2 separate regions of the Homo sapiens genome follow, and region 2 is linked to region 1. Evidence: read pairs that join two places in POLR2A ChIA-PET (ENCODE). Cell type or tissue: OCI-LY7. All regions are shown on one strand. Links, peaks and the distances in the headings refer to the core of each region. The heading gives the core; the rest is flanking DNA. Region 1 overlaps DHRS7 (dehydrogenase/reductase 7). Region 2 overlaps LOC107984642 (a long non-coding RNA gene).

Region 1 (15,493 bases), core at 12,744-15,243:
GGTACACATTTTGGCCAGGCACAGTGGCTCACACCTATGATCCCAACACTTTGGGAGGCCAAGGTAGGTGGATCGCCTGAGCCCAGGAGTTTGAGACTAGCCTGGGCAACGTGGCAAAAACCCGTCTCTACAAAAACTACAAAACCTAGCCAGGCATGGTGGTGTGCGCCTATAGTCTCAGCTACTCAGGAGGCTGGGGTGGGAGGATTGCTTGAGCCTGGGAGGTAGAGATGGGAGTGAGCCATGATCACGCCACTGCAGACTCCAGCCTGGGTGACAGGGCGAGACCCTGTCTCAAAGAAAAAAAATGGTAGATATTTTCAGTTATAAGATAAATAACTTATGTTATTATAATTTACAGATTCTAAGGATCTAATATACCGCATGGTGACTACAGTTAATAATACTGTATAGCATATTTGAAATTTGCTAAGAAGATTTTAAGTGTTCTCACCACACACAAAAAAAGGTAACTGGGTGACATGTATTAATTAGCTTGATTGTGGTAATCATTTTACAGTGTATATTAGATCATCACAATGTATACCTTAAATATATATAATTTTTATGTGTCAATTATAAAGAAAATCTTTGATCATTAAGGAAGCTGAATATCCTGCTATATCTAACTCAAGCTGAGAAGGGGGAAAAAGCACAATAGCTAACACTTAGAACACTCCAAGTTGTGTTTTAAGTGCTTTTCATATATTAAATTCATGTAATTCCCATAACAATCCTGTGACTGGGCACTATTATCATCATTAATCTCCATCTTATATTAATAGATGGGGAGACTGAGTGATAGAGAAGTAACTTGCTTTAAGGGCATGGGGCAGAGCTGGGATTTGAACCCAGGTAGCCTAGCACCAGGCTGCATGCTCTGCCAGGAGGCTGTGCTTCCTCTGTAGTAAGGTGGCCTGTCCCTCTCAACTCTTTCCATCACTGGGCACAAAGCTACTGCATCAGCTGTCCTCCATATTTAAAACTCAGGTATACTCTTTGATGAAACTCTACCTTTAGAGCTTCTACCCACACTACCAAGTCCCAACAATACCAAAACACTCATAAGGGATCTGGCCCAAAGCAAACTGTTCCACATTACTACTTGGTAGAAAACGAAAAGCTCCTTTTTGATTTTTCACACTCTGGACATTTTAGTGTGTCATGACCCAGTCTGATAACCTTTTATGTCTCTTAAGCATTTTGTTGTGTTTGTAACTTTTTACCCCCTAATTCATTTTCACTGTCCTGCAAAGAGTTGGAATAAATTAAATGTCTAACAATTAGTGGATTGCTTAAATTTTTGCAGGTATATATAGTATGATCTTGTTTTATAATTCTTTTTTTATCTGTCAATCCCCATTGATTAATTTCTAAAAGAAGGTGGTAACAAAGTATATCAAAGGCTAACAGTAAAAACCATCCTCAGCAATAATCTTTTGCTGCATAATCATCTATAATTTTTGGTTTACTTCATTACATTTCCTGTACTGTCTATAAATTAAATTCTTTTGAGGGTCACAATTTCTCAGAAATGGTTAATAGTATTCCCTGACTAATTGCTATAAAGAATGAGTGCTGAAAGAATGATAATCAGCATATTTCCTTAGACAGGGGAATAGGCACATCTTAGATGTGCTGAGTACTTCGGGAATGAGGTAAAACTGCATGCATCTGTTTTAACAACACAGTAAGTGCTTTGACAGGAAAGCATAGGGGCTGAGGTGCACTTGGTCCTGGGGAGAAGTGGGAGGGAAGGCCAGGTACCATTCCAAGGAGGTGACATGGGAGTTGAGACTGGTAGGATGGGTAGGAGTTGGTGGGGAGAAACAGTAGGGAAAGAGCATTTTGACACACACACTGGTCAAACAATATGTATAGAAGAAAAACATGGCAATCTTTGATTTGATTTTACCTTGTAAGAAACTTCTCTCTCCAAGACTAGTAATAATTTATAGTAAACCAAAATATATGCATGGGGATAAAATATTTTTTATTTATTTTTCTTTATATCATGAGATTGGTGGAGGGTTAGAAAGGTTTTTTGATTTTGAAATAGAGTCTCGCTCTATCACCCGGGCTGGAGTGCAGTGGCACCATCCTGGCTCACTGCAACCTCCGCCTCCTCGGTTCAAGCAATTCTCATGCCTCAGCCTCCCGAGTAGCTGGGATTACAGGCATGCACCACCATGCCCAGCTACTTTTTGTATTTTTAGTAGAGATGGGGTTTCACTATGTTGGCCAGGTTGGTCTTGAACTCCTGGCCTCAAGTGATCTGCCTTGGCCTCCCAAAGTGCTGGGATTACAGACATGAGCCACTGCACCCAGCCAGAAAGTTTTTTAAACACTGGAAAATTCTGTACCTTCCTGCAAGATTGGTACATACTATTAAGAAACTTAGAAATTGGTCTTACCACACCACTCTTAAAGTTCTCAATCCTTTTCTTCCCCATCTTGTTGGTTATCCACCAGGCCCAGGTTGGCATGTATTGCCACAAATATGTTACTAACAAGAAAGGTTGTTCTGAGATCCAAACTTCTTTCAAATCATTGGCCATGCTGATTAACATCAGCCGCACACAACGACTGGTTGTCATCTTGTGGGACTGGTCTCCATTATTGCCTATAGTCTAAGAAAAGTTAAAAATTAAGTGAATTTATCCAAGCGATTTCACATAACTTTAAGCTAGAAAGGACTCAAATGCCGTCTAGTTGAGTGGTTCCTTTAGTGGAGCTTCATGCCCCTTAGGAGTCTCCATAGGTACTAATGGGAGTTTATAAACTATTTGTAATATTTCAAAAAGCCTAACAGAAACCATATGCTTACTAGATAATATAGTGCAGGCTAACTAAAAGATGAAGATTCTTTGCTTTTAATTAGAATTGCATCACCCTAATGTGCTTAATGACAATTATCACTTTTGTAATAAAAATCAAACTATTAAGACAATGCATTTAGCAAATGAAATTCCATAAACAATTTTCATAATGGCAGGAGTTTTGTGAATAATTCACATAAAAGCACTTCTAAGGCAAAAACTATGATATACAGTGATACAACACCAATATATAATGCCAATATATAACTAGTAAACATTCAAATTATTCCCAACTAGAAATTTTTACCTTTGTGACTTCTCCAGCTAGGGAATTCTCCACAATATTTGATTGCACAGGTCCTGGGCAAATGTTAGAAACTATTATACCTGGGTATGTGGCAAGTTCTGTTCGAAGGCCATTAAAAAAACCCTAACAGACAAAAAAAAAAAAAAAGGAAAAAGGCAAATAAATACAGACACATATCTCATGATTTATCAAAATATGTTCTAAAATGTGTGAGTAAAGGACAGGTAGTGTAATCATGCAAGCTTATTAGGCACTTTTTTTTATTATTATATTTTAAGTTCTAGGGTACATGTGCACAACATGCAGGTTTGTTACATATGTATACATGTGCCACGTTGGTGTGCTGCACCCATTAACTGGTCATTTACATTAGGCATATCTCCTAATGCTATCCGTCCCCACTCCCCCCACCCCATGACAGGCCCCACTGTGTGATGTTCCCCTTCCTGTGTCCAAGTGTTCTCATTGTTCAATTCCCACCTATGAGTGAGAACATGCAGTGTTTGGTTTTTTGTCCTTGCAATAGTTTGCTGAGAATGATGGTTTCTAGGTTCATCCATGCCCCTACAAAGGACATGAACTCATCCTTTTTTATGGATGCATAGTATTCCATGGTGTATATGTGCCACATTTTCTTAATCCAGTCCATCATTGATGGACATTTGAGTTGGTTCCAAGTCTTTGCTATTGTGAATAGTGTATAAGGCACTTTTAACAGTAGACTGGAGGCAATCTAGAACAGACATTCTCAGCTCTTTCCAGGTATAAATGGTTCACCCCCTTTGATAGTGAGGGGTCTTCCCATCAATGATTTTTATGGTAGGCATGCACTGGATAGGTAAAAAGAACTATCCCTATAGATTCTGATATATGCTCTTCATACCAGTCCTCCTCTCCCCACTCCAAAAGGGGTATATGTCCTCCACTGAGAATCACTGAGGTCAGGTTTCTATTTATTCCCCAAAGTAGTCTAAAGTGCAAATTTTTGGGGCAAAGGTGAGGAAGATGGGATTAGTACTTCACAGAAAGTATCAGAAAGAATGAATTCAACTTTTTCCATTTATATTTCTATTTTAACAGTATTAATTCATTTTAGCAAACATTTATCTTTTTGGGTAATAAGAGGGTATGTGGCTAATTAAAAATGTAATATGATTGCCTACTGAATGACTTGTGTAAAACAGACTAGACCTTCTAGACTTAAAAAGATACTGACCATTTCTAAACCAATGGGGAGTAAACAGAAATCTACTGCCTCTCATCTCTTCCTAAATTAGGAAATGTTCCAAGACTACATTGTTATAAGGCTGGGTTATCTATTGAAAAGCCTAAACAGCTAACCCACAGTACATTGTATATGATCCAAAAATGTTAAACAGTTATCAGCTCTGAAATGCTGACCCCAACAAACAGAGGGGCTATGAGGGTTTATGATCAGAGACCAATACAGTGCCAGACTCAGAGATGAACCCAAAAAAAAAAAAAAAGCTTGCTAATTGAATGGAAAACTCCCATAACTTTAACCTTCTGCCTCTCTGTAGCAAAAGAGGAGAGAGGACACCAAGCAAGCCAATATATCAAACACTAAAACCTCTCCTTGTTTGAAATCACATCTAGTATTGTGTGTAAACTTTTCAATGATAAACAAGTTAATTCTGTAGTTTACTGAGAATCTGAGAAGGAAATGTGCTCTTCAAAAAGAGCTTCCTGGTAACTACAGTCTCAACCTGCCACATTTTATCATAGGATCAAATCCAGTAATAAAATAATGAGTCTTGGAGGGCAGGCCAGACAGCTCATCTGTGTTTACTGAAAGCATCCAGCATATCTTATGAGACACGTGGTGCCAAACAGATGGGTGGCCGCCCTCCCTCATCTGCCTGCCTGAGGCTTGCCCAACTGCTCCACAGGAAGTGACTGATGCCTGTTACTAAATATGAGGAAATCATCAGTATAGCATTCCGCTTCATCACTGTCTGCAATTGTCTGCACTTTGCAGCAGAAAAAAGATGTCCTAAAGAACCAAAGCTTCAAATTTTCATGAAACCATGATGACCATGTAGCTATTGCATCTCATGATTCCAACAGTGAAACATTCTACTTAAACTGACTTCAACAGCTTTAAATATAAATTTTGTGTCTTCCTTAATCATTCTTTTCCTATTGGCCTTATAATTTCTTTATATCCAGTCTTAAGCCACCATTAAAAATTCATCCATTTCTAATATTTATACATCGTAAGTTATGCAGTCCAAATCAAGCTTCTCTCCTTGCCTCTGCCTTGACTAGATTTTCTTCTTCCAATGAAACCAGAGAGAATACAGTCAAGATTTTTCCCAGTAAGGATATGAGACCAGGACTAATCATCCTGTGGGAAGTACCTATTTCTGACATGCATATATAATTAGACCAGGCAAAATAAACACCAACTACAAGGGGCAAGGAAAAGAAGTCACAGAAATGGGGAGGAAAAAGTACATCCTGAAGTGTATGTAGAAGAAAGGAGAAGTGGACCCCCAATTTTCCATGAAGATTTAGTAGGAATAAGGATAAGGTGAAGAGTAACATGTTAAATAGATGATACACTTTTTGAGGGCAGAGACCACATCTTATTATCTTTATATCCCCAGGGTCTGTTGTAGTACATGGCACAATGCAGTGCTTGATACATATTTATTTGTTCAACAAGTTAGAGGCATGTGTGGATCAAGTCTTTTTTAGCATCTACTGGGGGTGTCCTCTACCAAAAGTCTCCTTGGGTCTCTCTGTCTCCCCACATCACTTCCAGTTCCAAGGACCTCACACAGTGATGGCCATATCCCCCATATACACATTTAAGTCAGTTCTATCAGAGTTGAGTTTGAGCAGCCTTACCCGGAGAGCATGCTTGCTAGCACAGTATCCAATGGAAAGAGGTACAGATATGATACCCAGGATGCTATTCACAGTAACAATCTTTCCTTGCTTCCTCTCGATCATGTGAGGCAGAACACATTTTGTCAAGGACACCGTCCCTAAGTAGTTAAGCTCTATTAGCTTTCTGTAGACATCCAAGCTGGTATCCATGCACAGAGAACGCTGGGACATTCCACCATTGTTGACCAGAATGTCGATCTAGTTAAATAAAATCAGAAAAGGGGTGTTTGGGGGATGTCTTGTGGATAGATTGATGGAATTCCTATGGATGGTTGGTTATTTTGTTAACTTAAAGAATCAATGGAACAATGGTATATTTCCAGAAGTCAGCAATTAAAAAGATAAAATAAAGCCCTGAATTTACCTGTGGAATTAAATTCCCGTTTTAGGTGACTTTTTGTGAAAGTTAATAATTGTCATTAAAATAAATAAAAGCAGCCAGCTGGGCACAGTAGCCTGTAATCCCTGCACTTTGGGAGGCTGAGGAGGGTGGACCATGAGGTCAGGAGTTCAAGACCAGCCTGACCAACATGGTGAAACCCCATCTCTACTAAAAAATATAAAAATTAGCTGGGCGTGATGGTGCATGCCTGTAATCCCAGCTACTCAGGAGGCTGAGGCAGGAGAATCCCTTAAACCTGGGAGGCGGAGATTGCAGTGAACCGATATCACACCACTGCACTCCAGCCTGGGCGACAGAGCAAGACTTTGTCTCAAAATACATAAATAAATAAATAAAAGCAGCCGTGAATTTTTAGCTTCTTTTGTTCTACATGGAGGAATTTGTACTTGTTAAGACATGAAAAGTACTAATTCCATAATGACAAAGGCTCAGAGATTAAGGGGCCCAACTCATGGGCCCGATCTCACTGCATGGACCCCACTTGCCTAAAGCCCTTTGTATGACAGCACCACGGATGGGAATCTCTTCTGCAGTTACTTCAAAGCAAGACTATATCAATATAAGATGCTACTTACTCTACCAAACTCCTGGAGAACAGCTTTGGTAGCCGCTTCATGGGAACCAGTGTCGGTCAGGTCAAGGGGCAAAACAAGTATATCTTTTTCTTTTAAATTGCCATTCTCTAAATAAAGACAAAAATTTGTGTGGAAGTCATGCCATAGTTCAGTCAAGCTCCTTGCTACTCCCACTAACACCCACCCTGCAACAGGACTTGGCAACAAACTCATTTCTGGGTGGCCCTGTGAAAGTTCCTCTCGGTGGTCAGGAAGAGGACTAGTGGTTATATCAGACAAAAAGCTGGCTGGCCTCACAGGAAGTAGAATGGCAACTTGAATATGCAGTCTAACTTTACAATTTGATTTCTGATAGAAATCAAGATTATACTACAAACTAGAAAAGAGCAAATATTTTAGAGCAATTTCTTTAGAAGTACAGAGGTACCTTTGTTTTGTGATAGGCTCACAAAGATGAGTTGCTCTTCTACACACAAAACAACTACTTGTGCTTAAAATCAGTAAGAAGCTCAGAGTCCTACAGTCAAATGACATATAGAAGCTTCTCTCCAGAGGCTAAGGATTCCTGGAGGTAAACAGGGAAAAGGACACATGCCTGAAATTCCCAACCAAGAAACATGCTGCTGCTTTGTGATTGGCTTTCTGTTCATCAAAAGAACAACTGAAACTAATTTTCCTGGACTCTAACCTTGAAATACAAGTAACATCAGTAAGAAAAACAAGCAAGTATAGAAAATAGAAGAGGTAAAAAGACTTCATGGGCAAAAGAGTTAAGCGTGAAACATCAACTGTATTAAATGAAAAAGTGGGCACTACAGATCTGCAAGATAAAAGGAAACAGCCTTGTGCCAGGTAAGAAATGCTGACCTGGTTCATCTACTCCACCAGTACAGGACTTGCAAGTCACAGCAGTAGAGGAACAACTATCAAAAGAAGTGGCCCAGTGCAAAAACACAAGAGGCCTTTGAAAGCAGTATCATGAAAGAGGCCTGTTGCCCTGCTGAGCACTACTGTGGCAACTAACTCTCATTTCTGGGTGGTTAGCTCGATCAGCAAAGTTAAAGATTTAAAAGAATGACAGGTAGAGAGATGGCCCAAAAAATGGTCTGTTGGAAAATTCAAAATTATCTCAGTTTAGGTACTATTAATAAATGTTCCATGAAAAATAATAACTTTATACTTGAAGTTGCTTTCAATGTGAACATAATGGCTGGGTGCGGTGGCTCACACCTGTAATCCCAGCATTTTGGGAGGCCGAGGCAGGCAGATCACCTGAGGTCAGGAGGTCGAGACCAGCATGGCCAACATGGTGAAACCCCGTCTCCATTAAAAATACAAAAATTAGCTGGGTGTGGTGGTGCACGTCTGTGGCCCCAGCTACTCAGGAGGCTGAGGTACAAGAATCGCTTGAACCTGTGAGGCGGAAGTTGCAATGAGCCAAGATCACACCATTGTACTCCAGCCTGGGCAACAAAGTGAGACTTCATCTCAAAAAGAAAAAAGTAAACATAACTACACCAAAATTCAAACAAAAATATTAACACTGTTGCCCTTTATGTGAATATGAAAGTATTACCTCAAGTTGTATTTTTTAAAGCTAATTCCATTCCTGTTCTTTTATCCTATATAATAAGTCTTATCCCATATGATTTTAATATCTGATACTTTAATAAAATGAGTAAGGATTCTTCCTAATTTCTATGATCAGATACATGTATGTCATGGATAAGAACCCAACTGTTTTTTCTCTAAGACAAAAATCTAAGATACTTGGTCACTAAAAATCCACCAGCATTTTATATAATTGTTGGTCACTCCCTAATGCCAAGAGTCAGTGCAAAAAAAGCATAGAAAGGTGGCAGAAAAGAAGAAAAAGGCGAGGGCAGCCAATTAAGGCAAAAAGGAGAGGAACTGAGATGAAGCATGTAGAACATTTGGAGCCGGGGGGAAATCTCACTCCTCTCTAAAAGTCCCAAAACTGTATTTGAGTTTGGACTGATTTATTTCTAGGAAGCACCGCTGCTATTTCAGATCCGCTTACCTAGGCATCTTCTTTTCACCCTTTCCAGCTCATGCACTCTTCTGGCTGACAGCACAAGAGAAACTCCTAGTTTAGACAACTGGTAAGCCAGCTCCTCACCAATTCCACTCGAGGCTCCAGTCACCCACACCACCATATCAGTCAGCTCCCATTCTATGGAAGGAATGTAAATGGAAGGAAGAAAATAAGCAATGAATTACGCTCATAAATCCAAGATTAGAAAAAAAAAAGAAAGCCTTAAACAATACCACTAAATATGAAGGCATGATGTATAGAGTTAAAATTTGAAATATTCTAAGAAAGCATCTCCTTCTTAACTAAAAAAAAAAAAAAGCATTAATACAAATCATACTAGTAACAGTTATCAACACAGTATTTGTATATTACAGAACCTTCATGACTTTTCCAGACTTTACTTCAAGGTAAGCCTTATAACCTCATGGTTTCACTCTAAGGCTCTATTTAACACAAACAGGTAAGATAAATATGATAGATAAGATAAACAGGCTAAGTAAATACAAAAATCACTGTCTGGACTCACTTTTCCTTAGCCATTAAATGAGGCATTCAGATTAGATGATGGCTGAAGGTCACATCCAGTTTTTAATTCTATTATTCTAATATTTTGCAATGGAGGTTGATGAAGAATCTAAATATACCAAGTTCTGTGCTGTTGATGGAAACATCCTAGATTTTTAAAGTAGTATTTTCCCCATTTGCCAATAATGCCTGATGCCTATCAGCTCAAGGTCATTTTGTAAAAATGTTCCCCAGATGCCTGAGCTTTCATCTTAGGAGAATATAGTAATTCACCCAAGAACAAATGCATATTACAGAGAGATGAAATATTGTACTCTGCTTCTCCAATTATGTTCCTCTTAAAAGACTACAAATGTTACAGTACTAAAGCAATGACAAATGGTTTATTCTTTTCTCCAATGAAAAACTTATTAGCACTTCAGGAGATGATATTCACTGTCTCTCTGAACCCGTAAAGTCACTGTTATGCAAAGTTCCTGGGTGACTTATTTACTAAAATATATGTTATTTATCAAAAATATCAAATATCGTATCACTTAACATCACATTTCCGATTTTAGATCAGAAAAGTTAAAATCAGGAAATGATTGTACTGTTTTAAACAGCTCTAAATCCTAACTGTGATGTTAACAGTACCATCCCTGGAGACTGCCAGGGTTCAAATGCCAGCTCCATCACACACAGCACTGAAATGCTCCCAGGTGAGAACTTGGTGCCTTAATTTTCCACAACTGGAAATGTGATGAATAAGAACACATCCTTCACAGGATTGTTGAGAAATGAGTTAAAACATGGAAAGCACTCAGGGCAGTATCTAGTACATACTCAGTGTTTAATAAACGTCAATTATAATTATTGCTCAAGTTTTTTAACAGATGGACTTTACTACAGCAAAACATAGAACAGTCACTTAATAACGTATGTCTCCTAACTTCTCCAGCCAGGAAAACAGAGTTACCAATTCTAATGGCTTAACGTTTTTACATTACTTCCTATGTACTTAGCACATTGTCTACTAAAAGCCTCACCAGAACTGTATGGAAAGGTATTATTATCTCAGTTTTACAGAAAAGGTAACTGAGGTTTACAGAGATTAATTTGTCCCACTAGACCATAGATTCCATTAAGGGTAGGACCCTGTCTACCTTGTTCATTGCTGTGGCCTCAGTGCTTAGCAAAGACTGGAATATTGAAAAGGCTCCATAAATAACTACTGAATAAACACCCAAGAACCCTGGCAGAGCCGGGATATAAGCCCAGGTATATCTAGCTCCAAAGCCCACACTGTCCACTATTTCATGATATACACATTTACATATGATCAATATTTTAAAACCCAACTGTTTCTTAGACATTCAAGAAAATACCACTTGTCCTTAAGAAAAAGGTTCCATGTAAATATCTCAACTAAGGCCAGGTACGGTGGCTCACATCTGTAATCCCAGCACTTTGGGAGGCCAAGGCGGGCAGATCACTTGAGGCCAGGAGTTCGAGACCAGCCTGGCCAACATGATGGAACCTGTTCTCTATGAAAAATACAAAAATTAGCCAGGTGTGGTGGCGCATCGTTGTAACCCCAACTACTCAGGAGGCTGAGGTGCAAGAATTGCTTGAACCTGGGAGGCAGAGGTTGCAGTGAGCCAAGATTGCTCCACTGCACTCCAGCATGGGTGACAGAGTGAGACTCTGTCGGAAAAAAAAAAAAAAAAAAAAAAATCTCAACTAAGGATGGAAACATCCCAAATACTATGTCTGGGCTACAATGCTTTCCTGTCATATAACGTACTTTTGTGAAAAGGCACAATTGGGCCACCTTCCTATAGGACTTTATCAAGAACAACATAACATCTATTCAGATAATCATTTATTCATTCATTGACTACTTGTTGTTCCCAAGTTCTGCAATCATCACACTCTAGAGTGAATATCATTTGTTTTAGAAACACAGGATTTACTAACTAGTGTCGAGCTAACAAAGACCTCTTGATATTTACACACATAAGCAAATATTTAAAGCTGATGGTGTAAACTTTTAATACAATCACAATTCTGGCCTCTTCCTCCCACCCTGAAGAAACTTTTTTATTTAGCACCGTTTGTTTCCCGATTCCACAGAATCTGGTATACATAATGGCCTCCCTTTAAGAGCCCCTGAAAGTAGATTCTTAAGAGTTGAAAGGAAAGTGATAGTTCAACCCCCACTCCAGTTTGAGAATTCTCTTCTCAAGCCCTTGACCCATCTCTAATTCCCTCACAGGATGAGGAAGCTAATTATCTCTGAAGGCTTCAGCTCCTTTTTTGGGAAAGTCTAATCATTCCAGGGATCTTTTTTATACTGATATGATAAGCTTTTAAATGCTATCAACCAGTAGCAGTGGGCAGTAATCCTGCCTTGTGGTTTGACAAAGAAGAAATCAAACTTCTGGTGTCGGTGGGTCCAAGTGTCCAGCCTGAGGCATCCTCCCCATCCCTTCCTCTCCCAGCACCTCAAACATTCATCAAGGATTTTGTATCCAAGGCCCAAAAGTTTGTTACCCAAGACGACAAATATTGACATGGATGCAGTTGATGCTGAAAATCATTTGGAATTGGAGGGAAAAACACAGCTTATTAATCAAGTGTTGGAACCCCAACATACACTTCAAGATCTCCCTGTCAGAGGAGATGCGGTTACGGAAGAAAATCTCAAGCTAAAATCAGAAAACCAAGTTTCTTAGACAATACACAGAAAATTTCATGTCAGCTTCTAGTGTTTTTCAAACAACTGACACAAAAAGCAAAAGAAAATACAGAATTGAAGCCCTTCTGTTTTATGGAATTGCTGCTGACCTTTCTTTATATGTTGGACAGATTTCAAAAGTGATAGTACCTTTGTTTGTGGTTTCATTGAATATTTATGAAGCTAATGTCAGATGTAGGCAACATTCATAGCATAACAGGAAACTTCCATAAGTTTGTGTATTATGTTAGTCTATGAGAATGTGCAAATGTATTGGAAACTTAATTTAGAATAGCACATATTTATGAAACTTAAGATGAATGTTTTATCAAATTTGCTCTGATTTGTGGGTTTAGCCCTGTCTTTTATTATAGGCTTAGTAAGATATACAAGAAAATAACCATCATGCTGTGAAAAAGTGACCCCAATCAGGTACTGACTGCACAGATTCATGTACCCTATCCATCTTCTTGGGCCCCTTCTCCACTGGCTTCTTCCTTCCTATCTCCCCTCCCCCAGGGAAAAACTGGTTTCATATTTGTAAAAGCAATTTTAATACTTAATCATCTCTGAGAGTAACCTGAACTTTAATTGTCAAAACTTAACCAAATGAAGACATTTTCTCAGCTAGAGCTTCTCATTTGTGATATTTAATACTAAGATAGAATTGCTGGTTTCTCTTTAATCAATTGAAAACAAAAAGAGACTATAAAAATGAAGATTTTTCATTGAAACTGAATTGTCAATCTGGGAAGATAATTTTTTGTTGTCAAAAACTTCTTTTTGGCCAGGTACAGTGGCTCACGCCTGTAATCCCAGCACTTTGGGAGGCCGAGGCAGGAGGATCACCTGAGATCAGGAGTTCAAGCCCAGCCTGGCCAACATGGCGAAACCCCATCTCTACTAAAAATACAAAAATTAGCTGGGCGTGGTGGTGGGTGCCTGTAATCCCAGCTACTTGGGAGGCTGAGGCAGGGAGAATTGCTTGAACCTCTAGGAGGTGGGGTTTGCAGTGAGCCTGCACTCCAGCCTGGGCAACAAAGTGAGACTCTATCTCAAAAAACAAAAAACAAAAAAAAAACTTCTTTTTTTTTTTTTTTTTTACAAAATTACCTACTTTGTATCTGAAAAGATATAAATTATGGTCGTGTGTGTTTAAAATAGAAAAGCTTAAGGGAAAATAGAAATAGGATGGAAAAGTACTTGGGAAAATACTAGTAACCAACTCCAAATATTTTCACTCCAGATTTTTGTTATCTCTGGCACAGAGTAGATCTTTTGGGAAATATATGAGAGTAGATTAAGCTCGACTAACCTGTTTTTTGGCGGGGGGACGGGGGGAGGGGACAAGGCCTGGCTCTGTCACCCAAGCTGGAGTGCAGTGGCATGATCTTGGCTCCCTGCAACCTCCACGGCTCAGGCTCAAGCCAACCTCCCACCTCAGCCTCCCAAGTAGCTGGGACTACAGGCGTGTACCATCATGCCCGGCTAATTTTTTTGTGTGTATTTTTTTGTAGATATGAGGTTTTGCCATGTTGCCTAGGCTGGTCTCGAACTTGTGAGCTCTAGCGATTTGCCCACCTCAGCCTCCCAAAGTGCTGGGATTACAGGCGTGAGCTACCGCATCTGGCCAACTTTGACTAATCTTATGTACCACATCTGGAAGAGAACAGTTACAAAGAGTTTGGTCTCAAGGTATATTTCTACTCAGCAGATTAACTTTTGCAAAATTCCTTAAGAATGTATTAGTATCAGAACTGTGAAAAATGGGAGTTTCAGATGTACACTTATTGATAATCTTGCTCAGTTTTATCCTGCTTGTTCTCCCAGAATTTTTTGTAAACTCAACTCCTCTGTTTACAGAGTTTTAGTCACTTTTAACAATTTTTTAAAATTCAGTTTGTAGACTCCATTTGTTAAGGGAATCAATATCAGAAGTAATACTAAAATGTTATAATAGGAAAAGGGATCCACTAATATAGCTTATGGTTATTAGAGCTGGGCTACCTTTAATCATGGAATAATCTTATGTATAGGTGTAAGAATGACTCACTATATGAATACATACTAATCATATTACAAACATTTTGCATCCCTTTTGTGACCTAGACAGACATTTAAATTGTGTTGCAATTCTGCTTTCTTGTTTTACAAAAAGCTGTTTCAGGAAGAAAAGAAAAGAAATGAAACCTGTCTTCTAAATGACAATCCCTCACAGCTGTTAGGGAAGACAGCCATTATGTCTTCCCTAAGTCCTTTCATCTCTTACCTTCTCTAAGGCTAAATAAACCTATCCAATTTCTGCCACCTTCCCTCACATGACATGGTATCAGGTTTCCTCACTCTTCTGCTCACACCCACCTGCACCAATTCTAGTTGGTTAATGTTCCTCTTTATTAAAGGGAGCTGGCTAGGGCAGGACACAGGATTCGGTAGGGTCTGGACAGTGCAGAGCAGGATGAGATGTCAAAAATCACTTCCCTTGTCCCCCAGAAGGTAGGGTCTATGAGGGCCTGGACTGTGGCTGATTCAGTCACTGCAGTGTCCCCAGTGCCCCAGCACAGAGGCCGGCACATACAAGCAGCTAGTCAGGAGACATCTGTTGTTTGCAGTTGTTGCTTCAGACACTGAGGTCTACAAATGCAACCCAAGGTTGCCTGATCTTTTCTGGCAGCCACTTCACAGTTGACTCCTATTGAGGTTACTGTTAACAAAAACCTGAGTTTTGCTCACATGTGCTGCTGTTGAAATTTTTCCTCCTCTAGACTTGTGCCATGGATTTTTCTGGACCATTTTAATGTCTAAAATTAGTCACCCTTAAATTTCACCATATGTGGCTGGGCTTGGCAGTTCACATCTGTTATCCTAGCACTTTGAGAGGCCAAGGTGGAAGGATCACTTGAGGCCAGGAGTTCAAGACCAGCCTGGAACATAGTGAGAGCCTGTTTCTACAAAAAGTTTAAAAATATCCAGGTGTGGTGGTTTGCACCTGTAGTCCTAGCTACTGGGGAGGCTGAGGTGGGAGGATTGCCTGAGCCCAGGAGTTCGAGGCTGCAGTGAGCTATGATCATGCCACTGCACTCCAGGCTGGGTGACAAAGCAAGACCTTGTCTCTCTATTAAAAAAAAAAAAAAATCACCATGTGAGATATATGCTTGGAAATGCACAGAATT
Region 2 (16,258 bases), core at 13,693-16,192, 980 kb before region 1:
ATCTGAGAAGGGACTTGTATCCAGAATATATAAAGAACTTTTGAATAGACATTTCTCCAAAGACATACAAATGGCCACTAAATATAAGAAAAGATGCTTAACCTTCTTAAATCATTAGGGAAATGCAAATCAAAACCCTAATGAGATACCTTATCACACAATCTAAGATAGCTACAATTTTAAAAATACAATTTAAAAAATTGTTATTTAAAAATAATATAAACAACTGTTGGGGAGGATATGGAAAAATTTGAACCCTCATACACTGCTGATAGGAGTGTAAAATGGTACAGCCACTTTGGAAAACAGTTTGGCACTTAAGCATAGAGTGACTATATGACCCAGAAATTCCATCTCCAAAAGAATTGAAAACATATGTCTACACACAAACTTGTACATAAGTGTTTATACCAGCATTGTTTTTTGTTTGTTTGTTTGTTTTGTTTTGTTTTGTTTTGTTTGAGACAGGTCTTGCTCTGCTGCCCAAGCTGGAGTGCAGTGGTGCAATTTCAGGTCATTGCAGCCTCTGCCTCCCCGATTCAAGTGATTCTCCTGCCTTAGCCTCCCGAGTAGCTGGGATTACAGGTGCACACCACCATGCCTCGCTAATTTTTGTATTTTTAGTAGAGATGGGGTTTCCCTATGTTGTCTAGGCTGGTCTCGAACTCCTGACCTCAGGTGATCTGCCTGTCTCGGCCTCCCAAAGTGCTGGGATTATAAGTGTGAGCCACCGCACCTGGCTCCAGCATTGTTCATAACAGTTAAAAAGTAGAAACCTCCCCAATGTCCATCAACTGATGAGTGGATAAAAGTAATGTAGTATATCCATACAGCAGAATATTATTCAGCCATAAAAAGGGATAAAGTATTGATACATGCTAAAATATGGATGAAACTTGAAAACATTATGCTAAATGAAAGAAGCCAGTCACAAAGACCACATATTGTATGTTTCCATTTATGTGAAATGTCCAGAATAGCCAAAACTGTAGACAAAAAAAGTAAATTAGTAGTTGCCAGGGGTTAAGGGGAATGGACAATGAGGACTGACTGCTAAAGGGGTATAGGGTATTTTTTAGGAGTGATGAAATGTTCTAAAATTAGCTTGTGGTGAGAGTTGCATAACTAGGAATATACTAAAAGTCACTGAATGATACACTTTAAGTGGATGAATTTTAAGGTATGCAAAATATATCTCAATAAAGCTAAATATATGTACATACAATATGTATCATGATAATATGTAATAATAAACACACGCCTTTCTTTCTTTCTTTCTTTTTTTTGAGACAGAGTCTTGCTCTGTCACCAGGCAGGAGTGTAGTGGCGCAATCTCGGCTCACTGCAACCTCCACCTCCCGGGTTCAAGCGATTCTCCTTCCTCAGCCTCCTGAGTTGCTGGGACTACAGGTGTGCGCCACCATGCCCAGCTAATTTTTGTATTTTTAGTAGAGATGGGGTTTCACCATATTGGCCAGGCTGGTCTCAATCTCCTGACCTCATGATCTGCCCGTCTTGGCCTCCTAAAGTACTGGGATTAGAGGCCTTTAACATTTTTTTTACAATAAAAATGCATTTTGAGATTAGAAATAAAAGTTCTTTAAAATAAAAGAGAAAGAAAATATTATGGAACTATATTAATATTTAAATACCTAAAAATTTAAAAATATATAGATATAATAAAACTTCCAAAAACAAAGTTAAAAGAGGAGTCAAACTGGAAAGATATTCATAAATTATATGACAGTGGGTAAATAAGAAAAAGAATACCCCAATATAAAAGTTGGCTAAAGTAATGAACTGTGATATATATAAAAGAAGAAATGTGAAGGTATTTTTTAATAGAAAAACTACTTAACCTTGCCAGTACTCAAAGACATGAAAAAATTAAAGTAATTTACACTTTGTACTTGTTGGATGAGCAAAGATTAAAGTGAATAATCCAGAGTTGTGTGAGAGTCTGGAAAATGGATTATTTATCATGGTTTTGACAAGATAAATACAGTATAAACGGTTACAAAATTTTGGGATGGAAATTTCCAACTATATTCTGAAAGCCTTAAAATATAGCCTTTGACCAGTTGAGAATTTTTTTCTAAGAATACAATCAGATAATTGTACATAGTGTATGTTTAGCTAACAAAGATTGAAAAGATGCTTCCCTACACTACTAATCTGAGAAACTCCAATCAAAACAATATGCTATCTTTCATCCATAAGACTGTCAAAAATTATAAGTTTTTCCAATGTCAAGCACTGGCAAGATTCTGAAAATACAGATATATTTTGGTGTTTGAAAGCTAAATTGGTATACAGTAGTCCCCCTTTATCTGTGAGGGATACGTTCCAAGACCCTCAGTGGATGCCTGAAACCTTTGATCATACCAAATCCTATATATACTGTTTTTTCCTCTATGTACATACTATACAGCATGGATACACTGGACAAAGAGACAATTCATGTCTCAGGTGGGAAGGAGTGGGACAGTGCAAGATTTTATCATGCTACTCAGAACGATGCACAATTTAAAACTTAAGAATTATTTCTGGAATTTTCCATTTAATATTTTCAGACTGAGGTTGACTGTGGGTAACTGAAACCACAGAAAATGAAACCACAGATAAAGGGGAATGACTTTACTCCCTTTGGAAGACAAATTTGACACTGCCTATTAAAAAAATACTAAATATACTCTGTAACTCAATAATTCTACTTTTGGGTGTCTAACCTAGAAAAAAATATACACACTCACAAAGAAAAGCATATAAACACATGCATGTTCATGTATTATTTGTAATGGAAAAAAACAGGGGGCAGCCTAAATTTCCACATGTAAGAGACAAATAAGAGATATGAAGTCATACAATAAAGGAATGAATTACATATATGTCTAACTACATGGGAATGGATCTCAAAAAAATTTCTGAATGGGAAAAGCAAACTGCAGGATCATATTTGCAGAACAACATCACTTATGTAAAAAACACAAGGCATTAGTAAATGTTTTTGATACATATATAATATAAATGTATAAAAGTGGGTTGCACTATGTACCAACTCAGTTATTTCCTCTGAAGAGAGAAGGGAGGGGACCAGAATAGTAAGTGGTGGCCAAAGGGAATTTTCATTTTACCTGGAACAGTCTCACCTTTTTTTTAAAAAAAAGAAAAAAGAAAAAATATTTGTATATTTTTATATGTTTTAAAAGAAGAATATTTGTATATTTTTATGTATGAAAAGACTGGGAAATGATGTGTTGAAACATTGGCAGTCATTAATTCTGGGCAGTGGAAAATGAGTGTTGTTAGTTTCTGCTTCTACATTTTTGTTTATTAAAAATCCAAGCTCATCACCCAGAGATGCATATGAAGAATCTTTACCACAGCCTTGTTAATAAAAAGAAAAGGAGGCCAGATGCAGTGGCTCATGCCTATAATCCCAGCACTTTTGCTTGAGCCCAGGGGTTCGAGACCAGTCTGGGCAACACAGTGAGACCCTGTCTCTATAAAAAAAAGAAAACAAAAGAAAATTTAAAACAACTTAAAAGTTCCAAAATAGAATGTTAATTAAATTATTTTATACCATAGAAGAAACTATTATTAAAAATAATGGGCCAGGCGCGGTAGCTTACGCCTGTAATCCCAGCACTTTGGGAGGCTGAGGCGGCAGATCGTGAGGTCAGGAGATGGAGACCAGCCTGGCCAACATGGTGAAACCCTGTCTCTACTAAAATACAAAAAATTAGCCTGGCATGATGGTGCGCGCCTGTAGACCCAGCTACTTGGGAGGCTGAGGCAGGGGAATTGCTTGAACCCGGGAGGCGGAAGTTGCAGTGAGCCGAGATTTCACCTCTGCACTCCAGCCTGGTGACAGAGCAAGACTCCGTCTCAAAAATAAATAAATAAATAAATAAATAATATAGACGCAGACATTTAAAAACTAAAGCAAAGTTTAACGTAATTATTAAAGTTTAAAAAAGCAAATGCAAACAGAATTTATGTTAGGAATCCATTTTTGTGAAAAGCAAACATTTCCAAGTGATGTGCCCGTGGGTAACTTCCTTTATGCATATACTTGCAGCACATAGTTCAGACTAGCCACATTTCAAGGGCTTCTCTGAAGAGAGCCTCACTAATTAAGTAATAAAGTTAATCAAAGAAATAAACAGTCTATCGAGAATAGGGAAACAAGAGAAGTCGATATTAAACCTAGTATCACCCTAGGTGATATTCAGTGTTTTAATTTAGCTTCTGTAAATTCCTTTCATTATCATTTTAAAAACCTGTCTAGCAACGGCTTTTCCCATGGAGACACAGAATTTCATGTTGCCAAATGGAACTTTCTGATGAGCAAAAATAATCTGAGACAAAATTTCCTACTAAAATGCAAGTGATTTGTTGTGCTACCTCCTCATATGAGACAGCTGACAACACAGAGCAACAAGTTCCAGGTATAGGAACCTGAGTTCTAGTCCTCACCAGTTATTTCTAAATGACAGAGAGCCAGACCTCCTTCCCCAGAATGACCTAGAGTGCTTGTTAAAAATAAAGCTTCACATGGGGCCTGACTCTCAGGATGTGCTAGGTCCTGGCACACACAGATTCCTATGCACACTAAAATTTGAAATGCTGTGTGAAACGCCAGGCCTAGGCCCATCAAATGGGTGATGAGCATGCTAGGACATGGATCAAACTCCCTAGAATGCAGAGAATGCCTCTGATCCATCATAAAGAAAGTCTGCTTCTGACAAAGGACCCTCTTCAGTCTTAATGCACCTTAAGATGATAACAAGCATGGCTAAACGGCCTCTATGAAGACGTTTTAAATGGTTTTCCCGGCTGGGCATGGTGGCTCACACCTGTAACCCCAGAACTTTGGGAGGCCGAGGCAGGTGGATCACCTGAGGTCAGGAGTTCGAGACCAGCCTGATTAATATGATGAAACCCCGTCTCTACTAAAAATACAAAAATTAGCCAGTCATGGTAGTATGCGCCTGTAATCCCAGCTACTAGGGAGGCTGAGACAGGAGAATCGCTTGAACCTGGGAGGCCGAGGTTGTAGTGAGCCAAGATCGCGCCATTACACTCCAGCCTGGGCAACGAGAGTGAAACTCCATCTCAAAAAACAAACAAACAAAAAAAGGTTTTCACTATCCCTTTCCTGCCTGCGGCCAATTTCTGGCTATAGGAGGTGGTGATAGAACAAGAAAGTGAAGTGCTCCATCCTCAGTAAATGTGAGCAGAGGTACACACGGAGCACCCTCTGGGGTGGAATGTTCTAGACTTGCATTGCTCCCTCTGGTACCCACTGGCCACATAAAGTTATTGGGCACTTGAAATGTGGCTAGTCTGAACTGATACGTGCTACAAGTATAAAAAACAAACTGATGTTGAAGACTTAGTAAAAAAAAAAAGTGTAAATGATTTCATTATTTTAAAATTGATTGTGTGTTGAAGTAATATTGTTATGTATCTGTTTAAATATATTATTAAAATAGATTTCTTCTGTTTCTTTGTACTTTTTAAACATGACTACTAGAGAATCTTGAAGTACACATGTGGCGGCTTGTATTATATTTCTGACAGCAATCCTCTCGATTGAAAAGTAAGCAGGTGCTGCCTAGCAAAAAATATAATAGACAGTGGCCACTCCATTGCCATTTAACCTAGCCCAAACAGAAACATGGTTTGCTTTTGAAAAAGTCTCTGTCTGACTTGCACTGAAGTTGCTAAAAGATTCCCCTCCTTTTCTCTGCTGAAGTTTTCTGTGGTGAAATGAGAGATGCACTCTTATTTTTAGTTTTCAGTCTCTCAGTTCCTCAAGATTGGGGAACATGTTGCACTCTATGCACTCGTTGCATGGCTGCTCACCCACTATGCCTGTAAAATAAAGATCTGCCATACAGCAGAGACGAACCACAATGATCACCATCAGTGCACACTCTCTTCTATTGGTCCCACCAGATGGTTGCTCATCAGTATTTGTGGTTTTTCATTAGTGTTCACATTTGTAGACGAAGAATTATTGCTTGTTGATGAGAATTTATTACTAATGAGTAAATGCTGATCTACAGATGGTACTAGAATTCTGGTTAACACCGAACAATAGCGCTCAAGGCAGCTCAAGCACCAAAAGACACCTGTTTTGTAGAAAACTTGGGGAATAAGAATATATGTGTATATATATATGAATATGTATATATAACATTATTATATATAATATGTATTATATATATCTTATATATATCTTATATATATAATAATATATATGATATATCTATACATATATATACATATATGTACATATATATACATATATGTACATATATATATGTATATCTATTTGAGACAAGAGTTTCACTCTTGTTGCCCAAGCTGGAGTGCAATGGTGCAATCTTGGCTCACTGCAACCTCTGCCTCCCGGGTTCAAGCGATTCTCCTGCCTCAGCCTCCCAAGTAGCTGGGATTACAGGCAGGCACCACTGCACCCGGCTAATTTTTTGTATTTTTAATAGAAACGGGGTTTCACCATGTTAGCCAGGCTGGTCTCGAACTCCTGACCTCAGGTAATCCACGTGCCTCAGCCTTTTAAAATGCTGGGATTACAGGCATGAGCCACCACGCCAGCCAGAATATATTTAACTAGAAAAAAAGAAGCAATGAGATTAGAATTATAAATAGAATACACATTCAGTAATCATAGAGGGAAGAACTTGATCTAGGAAGGTAATAGCTGGACAGAAGGAATTTCAGATGTGAGTATGGATTTTAGAGCTAAGACGTATCTTCCAGACTGGGGAAAGCTAGAACCCACTGTGACTCTATGTGTTTAATTACATATTGAGCGCTTCTTATAAAATGATAAATAGCTTGCGCATGTACCCATACATCTGCAACATACCCCAGCACATATATGTGCACATGTGCAGTCACACACACACACAGAGGCAGAGTTCACCTGACACCACCCTCCGTTTATAGCTGGAGGCGTCACCATTCCCATAAGAACCCCTTATGGGAAATGTGAAGGTTTTCAAGTATGAATCTGAAAAAGTTTAGAGGATTGTAATGTTTAATCTTGAGACATTTGTTTTTCTGGGGCTGCTTGTACCAGTGAGCAATTATCAAAACAAGGATTAGCTAAAATCCAGCTTTTGCCAGTTCAGGAAAATCTGTGGGTCAAAGGGAGGAGTTTTTGAAAATCATAAACACATTTTGAGGGATTAAGCAATTCATTAACAATGTGCCTCTCTGTGGGACCTGCCCTGTTCCTCCCTATTCCAATATTCTTTGCTCCCAAACTCTTACTCTGTCTTGTGTGTGTGTTTTTTAAATTTCATAATATACTGCCAATTGGAGATAATCTGAATTATAAGATTCCTAAAAATAAAAATAATTCTGTGAATGTAGGGGCCATCAGTCCTTCACGTAATTGTGTACATCTGTTCAATAACACCTGAGATACTGTGCTGGAAAAATAAATGGATGGGCTGACTGCGAGGAGAAGGGAGCAAGTAATTTTTGGAATTTGTAGCACTTTAGGAATTCAGACAGACCTGCAAGGTGCCATGGTGGAGAATGCAGAGTGCCAGGAGGGAATGAGGGCCTTGTGAGAAGGCATACCAGCTACTGAGAGCAAGCCATAAAGGGAGGTGAGAGGAATGTTGAGGACAAACTCCAACTGGTTCCAGTTTTCCTAGGGCACCATCCATTGGCTTAGAAGAAGGATAATATATGCTGTTTCCTCCCTCACGCCTCTCATTCCTGCAAGGACTTCTCCCTTCCCCAACCATTCAGACCTCAGGCAAACAAGATCAATGCTATGACTCAACTCTTTTCTAGGATGCATTTGCTTTTGTTGTCTAGCCTGGAAACTTGATCACTGATCTTTTTTTTTTTTTTTTAAGAAAAAAGAGATATTCCCTAATGCAAGTGGGGGAAATGGGGACAAAACAGACTTTTAGGACAAAATAATTCTTAAGATGTAAACAACCCATCTATAGTCATGTATCGTTTAACGACAAGATATGTCCTGAGAAATACATCATTAGGCGATTTCATTGTGTGAACATCATGGAGTGTACTTATAAAAACCTAGATGATTTCGCCCACTACACACCTAGGCTATATGGTATAGCCTGTTGCTTCTAGGCATTGGGAGCACGTGACTCTGCTGTGCAGCATGTTATGGTACTGAATACCACAGGCAATTGTAATACAACAGTATGTGTGTATCTAAACACATCTAAACAGAGAAGGTACAGTATTATAATCTTATGGGATGGTATTATAATCTTATGTGATCACCATATATGGACCGTCATATAAAGTATGGTATTTGAATCTTATGGGACCATCATATAGGTGGTCTATCATTATGTGGCACATGGCTGTATATAATTTGCATCCTCTTAATTGCCTCAGACTTCTAATACAGTAGTGTTTATAACTCTTGACATAATTAACCTATGATCCCAGCATAAAGATAGTCCTTTATATAAAAACATTTCATTTCATAAAAAATTCTCTACATTGTCTTTTTAAGATTATTTTCATCATTATTTTGCAGATTCATGAAAATGTTTTTATGGATAGTATGTGGGGTCCTGTGTGGTCAGGCAGCCTCAGTGCTAGTGCAGCCATCTGGGAATTTTCTCTGTGTTCCATCTGATACCTACAGCAGTCCCAGGCTGACTTCCTTTTCTTCCTCGTTCAAAACCACTACCCACTGTGAAACCTATCACCAAATGCCTCTTTCCTGTTTGAGGGAAAATGCTCAGCTCTTGAACCCACTAAGGAACTGGGCTCTTCTCAGCTCATGATACAATATCACCCTTACTTCTGCCCAAGTTGAGTACAGTGACACATGCTTAGCATCTCCATTTCTAGAACCCAACAGCAAAATGAAATCACAAGGGAAAAATGCAGAGCATTGCATAGCAGTTATTCTCTTCTATTACAAATGTAACAAGCCTGCACCTGTACCCCCTGCATCCAAAATAAAAGTTGAAATTATTTAAATAACAACAAAAAAACAAATACAAGGAGATGGGGATGCCAGTAAGCATTTAACAACTGGATCTGTGAGGGAAGCCCTAATTTGTAGCATCTGCAGATTTCTTTGTTGGAAATACTCCCATTACGACTGATGTCTTGCTACCAGTGTGACATCACTGAATGTGAGGTTGGGGAGAGATGTACAGTAACACATCATGACAGTACTTCCAGCACTCAGATTCAGAGGGACCACAAGAGCACAAATAATAGTAAAATGAGTAACAATTAACAAGTGATGACCTTAGAGTATTTATTACCTTTGTTTTCAATATAATATAATTATGTTTATACAATTTAATTTTTAATATCAGCTGTGTTTAACAATTGGCTCACAAAATTTCCCAAATTTGACAATGGGTTTTGTGAGGCAGGGCTGTGGGTTCCCAGCATACCACCGATGTGCATCTACCTTGAGCAGGGAACTCTTCACCTGAACGTTAAGTAGGGATGTGCCTTGTGACAAGGCTTTCTGAAATGATGGCTGTAAGGATCTGCCACAAGTGAATTGGGACACAATCAAACACTTAAAATCCTATGTTCATCTCTGATACGTCTGGGTTTTTGTTAGAGATTCCCATCCTAGCATTGACCTTACTCAAAGCTGCTCAACTTGCAAATTCTAGCGTGCTTGTAGCCAGAGGTAGTGTAGCTTCAAGCATAGTTAACTTACATGCCTAAGTCAAGAGGGAGTTGACCCTGTTATTCAGAATCACTGTTACACGTGTGTGAAAAGTAATGGGGTTATATTTTGCTTGCGTTAACTATGTTTAGATTTAAATGAGTATAATTTTCTAAAACAATAACATAAATCCCAGAGAAGAAAACCTGTCACTCGCAAGAAAGCAAAGCCAGAAAGAAGCATTCCAATATCTCCCTTTCCCCTTTAACTGGGTGGTTAGTCTTCTGACAACCCAAAATATTATTTTAGGAGCTTGAGACACAGGGAGAGGGCACAGACAACCCGAGAGAAAAGGTTACAATCACAGTTTGGTGAAGAGAAAATACTCTCAAAGATAATATGCCATGACATATTGTACTGAAGTGTGGCTTTCCATGAGAAATTCCACATCACAAGGTTCTCATGTAATACAGGACTAAAGTCATCCCTAATCTTAAAATCCAATGTCTAAGTGCTAGCACAACCTGCTGTGAAAGAAGCCTCTTAAATAAATCCTACACGCTGTAATATTTCTGCCACGAAACAGAACACGTGTGCCAGGATAACTCCCGGCAAAGAAAGTTACAGAAACCAAAAGAGTAAACAGAATTCTTTCTGTCCACTCAGCCCATCTTTTACTTGTAGACAAGGTTTTGCCACACATGGACTGCCCATTTTAGGGTTAAAGAGCCCATGCAGAGATTTGACCTTTAAAGAGAAAAAGAAAATGAAAATTGTATGACACCCTCAATAGGGGATATTTTGAAAGCTAACTTGGGATGGTTTGTCTAAAATGTATGACCAGGGAATTTTTACCAATGGAAGGTCGGCAGAGTCTTCATCTGAGAATTCCTGATCAAGAGTGACAGGGCTGGATACCTAGAGGCAAGACCTCAGCCTTCACACCCCAAAACAGCACCATGGCTTCCACATAACTCAGGAAACACCCTCTGTTTTTTATTTCCATTATTTTTGAAAAGTTTCAGGTTGCTATATTCAGTTTTTTGATCCTATCTATATTTCCTAATCAGATGTTCAACAGCTTTAACATCTATGTGACTATGACATGCAAAACACTGGTGCTGAGACCTAGAAAGTCAGTTTTCCCTTATTTGTGTTTACTGAGTATTATGGGTTGAATTGTATTCCCCCACACTCAATTCATATGTTGACTCATATGCTGAAGTCTTAATCCCCAGGATCTTAGAGTGTGACTTTATTTGGAAAAAGGGTCTTTGCAGAGGCAGTCAAATTAAAGTGAGGTCATTAGGGTGGGTCTTTTGCTGTTTTTTTGATTTGGTTTGGTTTGGTTTGGTTTTTTCTTGAGACGGGGTTTACTGCATCACCCAGGCTGGAGTGCAGTGGCATGATCTCAGCTCCCTGCAGCCTCAACCTCCCAGGCTCAAGTGATCCTCCCACCTCCGTCTCCCAAATAGCTGGGACCACAAGCATGACCACCAAACGTGACTAATTTTTGTATTTTTTGTAGAGACGGGGTCTTGCTATGTTGCCCAGGCTAGTCTTGAACTTCTGAACTCAAGCAATTCTCCCGCCTCGGCCTCCCAAAGCACTGGGACTACAGGCATGGACCACTGCCCCTGGCCAGGGTGGGTCTTAATCCAATATGACTGGTATCTTTATAAAAAGGGTAAATTTGGTCACAGAGATAGACATGCATAGAAGGAGGATAATAGAAAGTAGATGGCCATCTACAAGCCAAGGAGAGAGGCCTGGAACACATCCTTCCCCTACAGCCCTCAGAAGGAACCAACCCTACAGACAGGGCTTGATTTTGGACTTGTAGCCCCCAGAACTGTGAGACAATACATTTCTGTGGTACTTTGTTACAGCAGCCCTAGCAAACCAATACACCTAACATATGCTATAGAGCCACATTGTTCTTCCACGTCACAGTGGATGGCGAGCCCTGGGGCCACATCTCCTTCCTTGAGCTGTTTGCAGACGGTTCCAGAGATAGCAGACAACTTTTGTATTCTGACTATTATGGGTTGAACTGTATTCCCCCACACCCAATTCATATGTTGATTCATATGCTGGAGTCCTAACCCCCTAGATCTTTGACCACTGGAGAGAAAAGAAGTATTCCTGCTTTCACAGAATTATTCCAGGGGTTTTATGCCAGGGTGGTGACTTCATATGCCATAGTGGTACTGACACAAGTCCATCTACGGGGAGAAATTTGAGGATGAGAACTTCATCCTGACACATACAGGTCCTGGCATCTTGTCCATGGCAAATTCTGAACCCAACATCAACAGTTCCAGTCTATCATCTGCACAGCTGGGCCTGAGTGGTTGGATGGCAAGCATGTGGTTTTTTGGCAAGGTAAAGACAGAAGGAATATCTTGGAAGGCACAGAGTGCTTTGGGTCCAGAAATGGCAAGACCAACAAGAAGATCGCCATTGCTAACTGTGGACAACTCTAATAAATTTGGCTTGTGTTTTATCTTAGCCACCACACTGTTCTTTCTGTAGCTCAAGAGAGTATCCCTCCATCCCATCTGTTTGCAATGTCCATTATCTTTGTGCTCTTGTTGCAATTCTTTGGGTTCCATATTTTCCTTATTCTCTAAGTCTAGCTGGATTACAGAGTTAAGTTTATAATTATGAAATAAAAAATAAATAACAAGAACAAATGGTTATCTTCCCAAAATAAAATATCACATAGCACTCAAAATGCTAATGATGTAAAAAAATCCAATGAGAGGGAAGATGGTGGGGAGTGGAGGGAGAAATGTTAATATTTCTCCCTCGTTTGTTGGCTCATGGGTGATTTTTATGGCCTTAAGTAGCAATATTTTCTAAATTCTTTACAAAAGACATGAATAACCATTATAATTAGAAAAATATATTAAAAAACTTGGGTACCAGAATACATAAAACAATTTCTTATGGGAATGATCTTGAGATAATTTGGCCTAGTATTTAATTCATATAAATATTTTATTTTAATATGTATATACATAAGTGGACACAAATCTTAAGTGTACAGCATGATAAATTTTCACAAAATAAAGTAGCCACATAAACAGCACCCAGATAAAAAATACCAGCATCCCAGAGACCTCTCATGTTCTCTTCTATTACTATCCCCTAAAGGTAACTGTTACTCTGTCTTCTAACACTATCAATGGCTTTACCTCTTTAAAAAAATGTTACATAAGTGGAATCATACAGTATATACTCTTTTTACTCAGTGTTTTTTGGTGCGGTTCCTCCTATTTTCACACGTAGACATAGCTTGTTAATTCTCATAGCCAGATAGCACGGGTTGGCAAACTATGGCTTACAGGCTTACAGGCCAGCTGACTGTTTTGTAAATAAAGCTTTATTGGAACACAGCCATACTCATTCCTTTATGTCTACGACTGCTTTCATGCTACAATGGCAGCACTGAGTAACTGTAACAGAGATCATATGGCCCTCAAAGCCTAAAATATTTACTATCTGGCCCCTTACAGAAAAAAGTTTGCCAACCCCTGCGATATAGTATTATGTGCCTATGCCACAATCTATTTATCCACTGTACCGTTGATGAGCAACTGTGTTGATTTTAGTTTGGGGCTATCATGGAGTTGCCAGATTTAGCAAATAAAAATACCTAATGTCTCCTTAAATTTGAATTTCAGACAAACAATAAATATTTTTAGTGTAAGTATATCCCAAATATTGTATGGCAACCCTAGGCTATATGAATACATGTATGAATATATGAATAGCATAACTATGAACATTTGAATAGGTAACTTTTGGTGAACACATATACACAACTCTGTTAGGTATATTGCTAGCAGTGAAATTGCTCAGCCATAAAGGATGTGTATGCTCATGCTTAGCAAATACTAATAAAGATTTTTCCAAAGCAGTTTTACCAGTTTACAGTTTCACTAGCAGTGTAAGATTTGTTTCTTATCTTTGGCAATGCTTAGTATAGTTGGTCCTTTTAATTTTAACCAATGTGATGGGTATGTAGTGGTATCCCATTATAGTCTTAATTTATATTTTCCTGCTGACAAATGAATTTAAGCATTAGTTGGGCTGTCTTTTTCGTGATGGCCAGTGATTTATTATATGTTCTAGCTTCAGTTGGTGAACTAGAACAATTATATATCCTTTCTCTTTGTCTCTTCATTTTCTCTCTCTTCAGAATTTGACTTGGGGAAGAAGAAGAAAAGAAGGTGGATTTCAGCATGAAAGAATCTAAACAGTCATTAGTGAACAAATGTGTAGCAGTGCTGTCCAACAGAACTTTCTGAAGAAGTAATGGGAATACTCTGTATCTGTGATGTCCTGTATGGTAGCCACTGGCCTCACACAGCTCTTGAGCACTTGAAATGTGGCTACTGTGACTGAGTAATTGAGTTTTAAAATTTCATCAATTTTAATTAATTGAAATTTAAATAGCCACATGAGGCCAGTGACTACAGAATTGAACAGCACAGGTCTCACAGATGGACTAAGAGTAAGCCAGTTACGAAGAAGCTTATACAGGAAGACCGGCTAAAATATGTCAAAGGAGAGTTTCTCTTTCTGAACTCCGAGGAGCTGTTCAAATAAGACTGGTCTGGAGAGAGTTTTGGGTGGCTGGAGGTATTTTCACCCCTCCACTTACTGTGCCTAACCTTAGTATTGTTGCCATTCTCACGTTTCTGTATGACTCCATCTCCCTTGTTCTGTTCCGATGCCGCTTTTTCAGTTTTTCTGAGCTCTCAATTAAACACAGTGAAATGAATCTCCTCCAAGTGCCTTTTTAGTGACTAAACTGAATAGTTGGCTCAGAATGCTACAAAGTCCTCTCCCTCAGGAAGAACCAAGTTTTACCATTAAGATCCTGATAGATTTACCAGCTTTAACTGACACCTCTTGGGGTGGCTTCCAGATTCACACTTTCTCCTTTTTGAGAAGACTCCCAGACACACGGGGATAGGTCCTGAGTGATCATATTTGAGCCACACAATCTTGTTACGCTTGCTGTAGATCCATGGTTCAAAAACATTCAAGTGTGTCTGACTCAGCTGGAGGACTTGTGAAGACACATGTGGTGGGACCCATCCCTAAAGCTTCTTTTCCAGTAGGTGTGTAGGTGTGGCCCAAGTATCTGCATATCTAACAAGTTCTCAGGTGATACTGATGTTGCTGGTCTGGGGATTGTACTTTAAGATAATTAAGTCAGGGACTGTTGCCTGACATAGGACAATAAGCTTCTCTCAGGAATTTGAAATTTGGAACAAAGAGCTCGGAGTCTTAGTGCTAGTAGACCAGTGCTCTGGAGAGGTCTGAAAACTACCACTGCTTAGGTTCCTAGTTTGTCCAGTTCCTGTTTGTCTTGAGCCTTGGTTGTCTAATCCTTTGAATAAATCCCATTACATTCTTTGTTTTGCATAAACTGGCCATAGAAAGTTCTTGTTGTCTGCCCCTAAAAGAACTTTAACTAAAGTGTGAGTATGTCAGTTAAAGTGTTCCACCAAAAAAACAGAAACGATTCTAAGTAGTATTTAAAACAGAGATAATGTGGTCCAGAGAATTGGCCATACTGTGATAGAAGATCTGTGAAGCCAAACACCCAACGCAGAGATTAGCAACAGCAGGAAGCTATCTCTACCGCTAGGCAAGAGGGACAAAGGGAGAAGGTGGTGTTACAAGGCCAGGGTGACCTGGAAGAAGCTGGAACCATGACAGACCAGTCCAACAAGGAAAATGCTGCTGCCACTGCCAGAAACATCACCCAATGCACCTCTGAGGAAGTGAAGAAATTCCCTAGCTTCTCTCTTCCTCCTGCCTACAATCCCCCAGCAGTGCCTCTCCATGCTGGGAAGCTTGGGAAAAGCTCCCTATGTTACTGAGGACAGCAGGGGATCCTGAGGAAGAACATATAGATCTGAGAACAAGTCAAGGACTGGCACTGTTCAACCCTGAATTTCTCATTTTAGTCTTCAAAGTACATTTTGCCTACTTACCAATTAGAGTGAGATAATATGTGCATGCTATATTCTTTCTAATAGTCTCTGTTAAGAATAAGAATTTTTAATTTAAATGGGTTTTTATTACCTTGTTCCATAATTAGGCCTGACATTTCTGAGATAATCTTTTGGGAAAAATTGCAAATGATATCAAGAACTAACATTTGTATAGTGCTTTTCAGTTTGAAAAATATTTTTACATGCTTCATTTAATTTAATCCTCAAAAACCTCATGAAATATATATTATTATTAACCCTATTTTATAAATAAGGAAACTGAGGCTCAGAGAGAATAAATAACACAAATATGCAAAGTAACATGGATCACAAATAATGGAATGGCACAATCCCAAACCTGGGCTTAGCATACAACCTTGATTGTTGCAAAACACCAAGCTATTGCATGAAAGTACACGCAAGGCTACACACTTTCATTTCTTTCTCTCTGTTGATAACTCATTTCCTCCTTTATCTAAAATCCAGTATCTAGAGTAAAACCTTATAACCAGCACTGAGAGAGGTGATTTTAAAAGATCATCAAAATGCTTCGTGGTGCCTTCTC

Evidence for each region. ChIA-PET counts read pairs that join two places held together with the same protein. Peaks named below come from ENCODE experiments on the same cell type or tissue, not always from the same donor. Only the 100,000 strongest peaks of a DNase experiment are listed, where the experiment ranks them.
Region 2: POLR2A ChIA-PET joins it to region 1 with 6 read pairs; 2 of 35 experiments call an interaction of 5 or more read pairs at or near these places.

Annotation. Positions count from the first base shown.
Region 1 is chr14:60,146,939-60,162,431 of GRCh38, forward strand. DHRS7 (dehydrogenase/reductase 7) reads right to left here. Exons shown (of 7, transcript NM_016029.4): 2 at 9,062-9,214; 3 at 7,021-7,127; 4 at 6,001-6,240; 5 at 3,127-3,249; 6 at 2,415-2,630. It overlaps PCNX4 (pecanex 4), which reads left to right. Exons shown (of 11, transcript NM_001330177.2): 11 at 1-1,283. It also overlaps the pseudogene SCOCP1. Among named protein-coding and RNA genes, the nearest start is that of DHRS7, 11 kb to the right of the region's middle. In OCI-LY7, for the core only: no CTCF peak of the experiment used is centred there; no DNase peak of the experiment used is centred there.
Region 2 is chr14:59,169,780-59,186,037 of GRCh38, forward strand. It overlaps LOC107984642 (a long non-coding RNA gene), which reads left to right. Exons shown (of 2, transcript XR_001750928.1): 2 at 13,884-14,468. It also overlaps the pseudogene PPIAP5. Among named protein-coding and RNA genes, the nearest start is that of DAAM1, 11 kb to the right of the region's middle. RefSeq lists an enhancer at 921-1,090. In OCI-LY7, for the core only: no CTCF peak of the experiment used is centred there; no DNase peak of the experiment used is centred there; H3K4me3 peaks cover 214 bases; H3K27ac peaks cover 115 bases.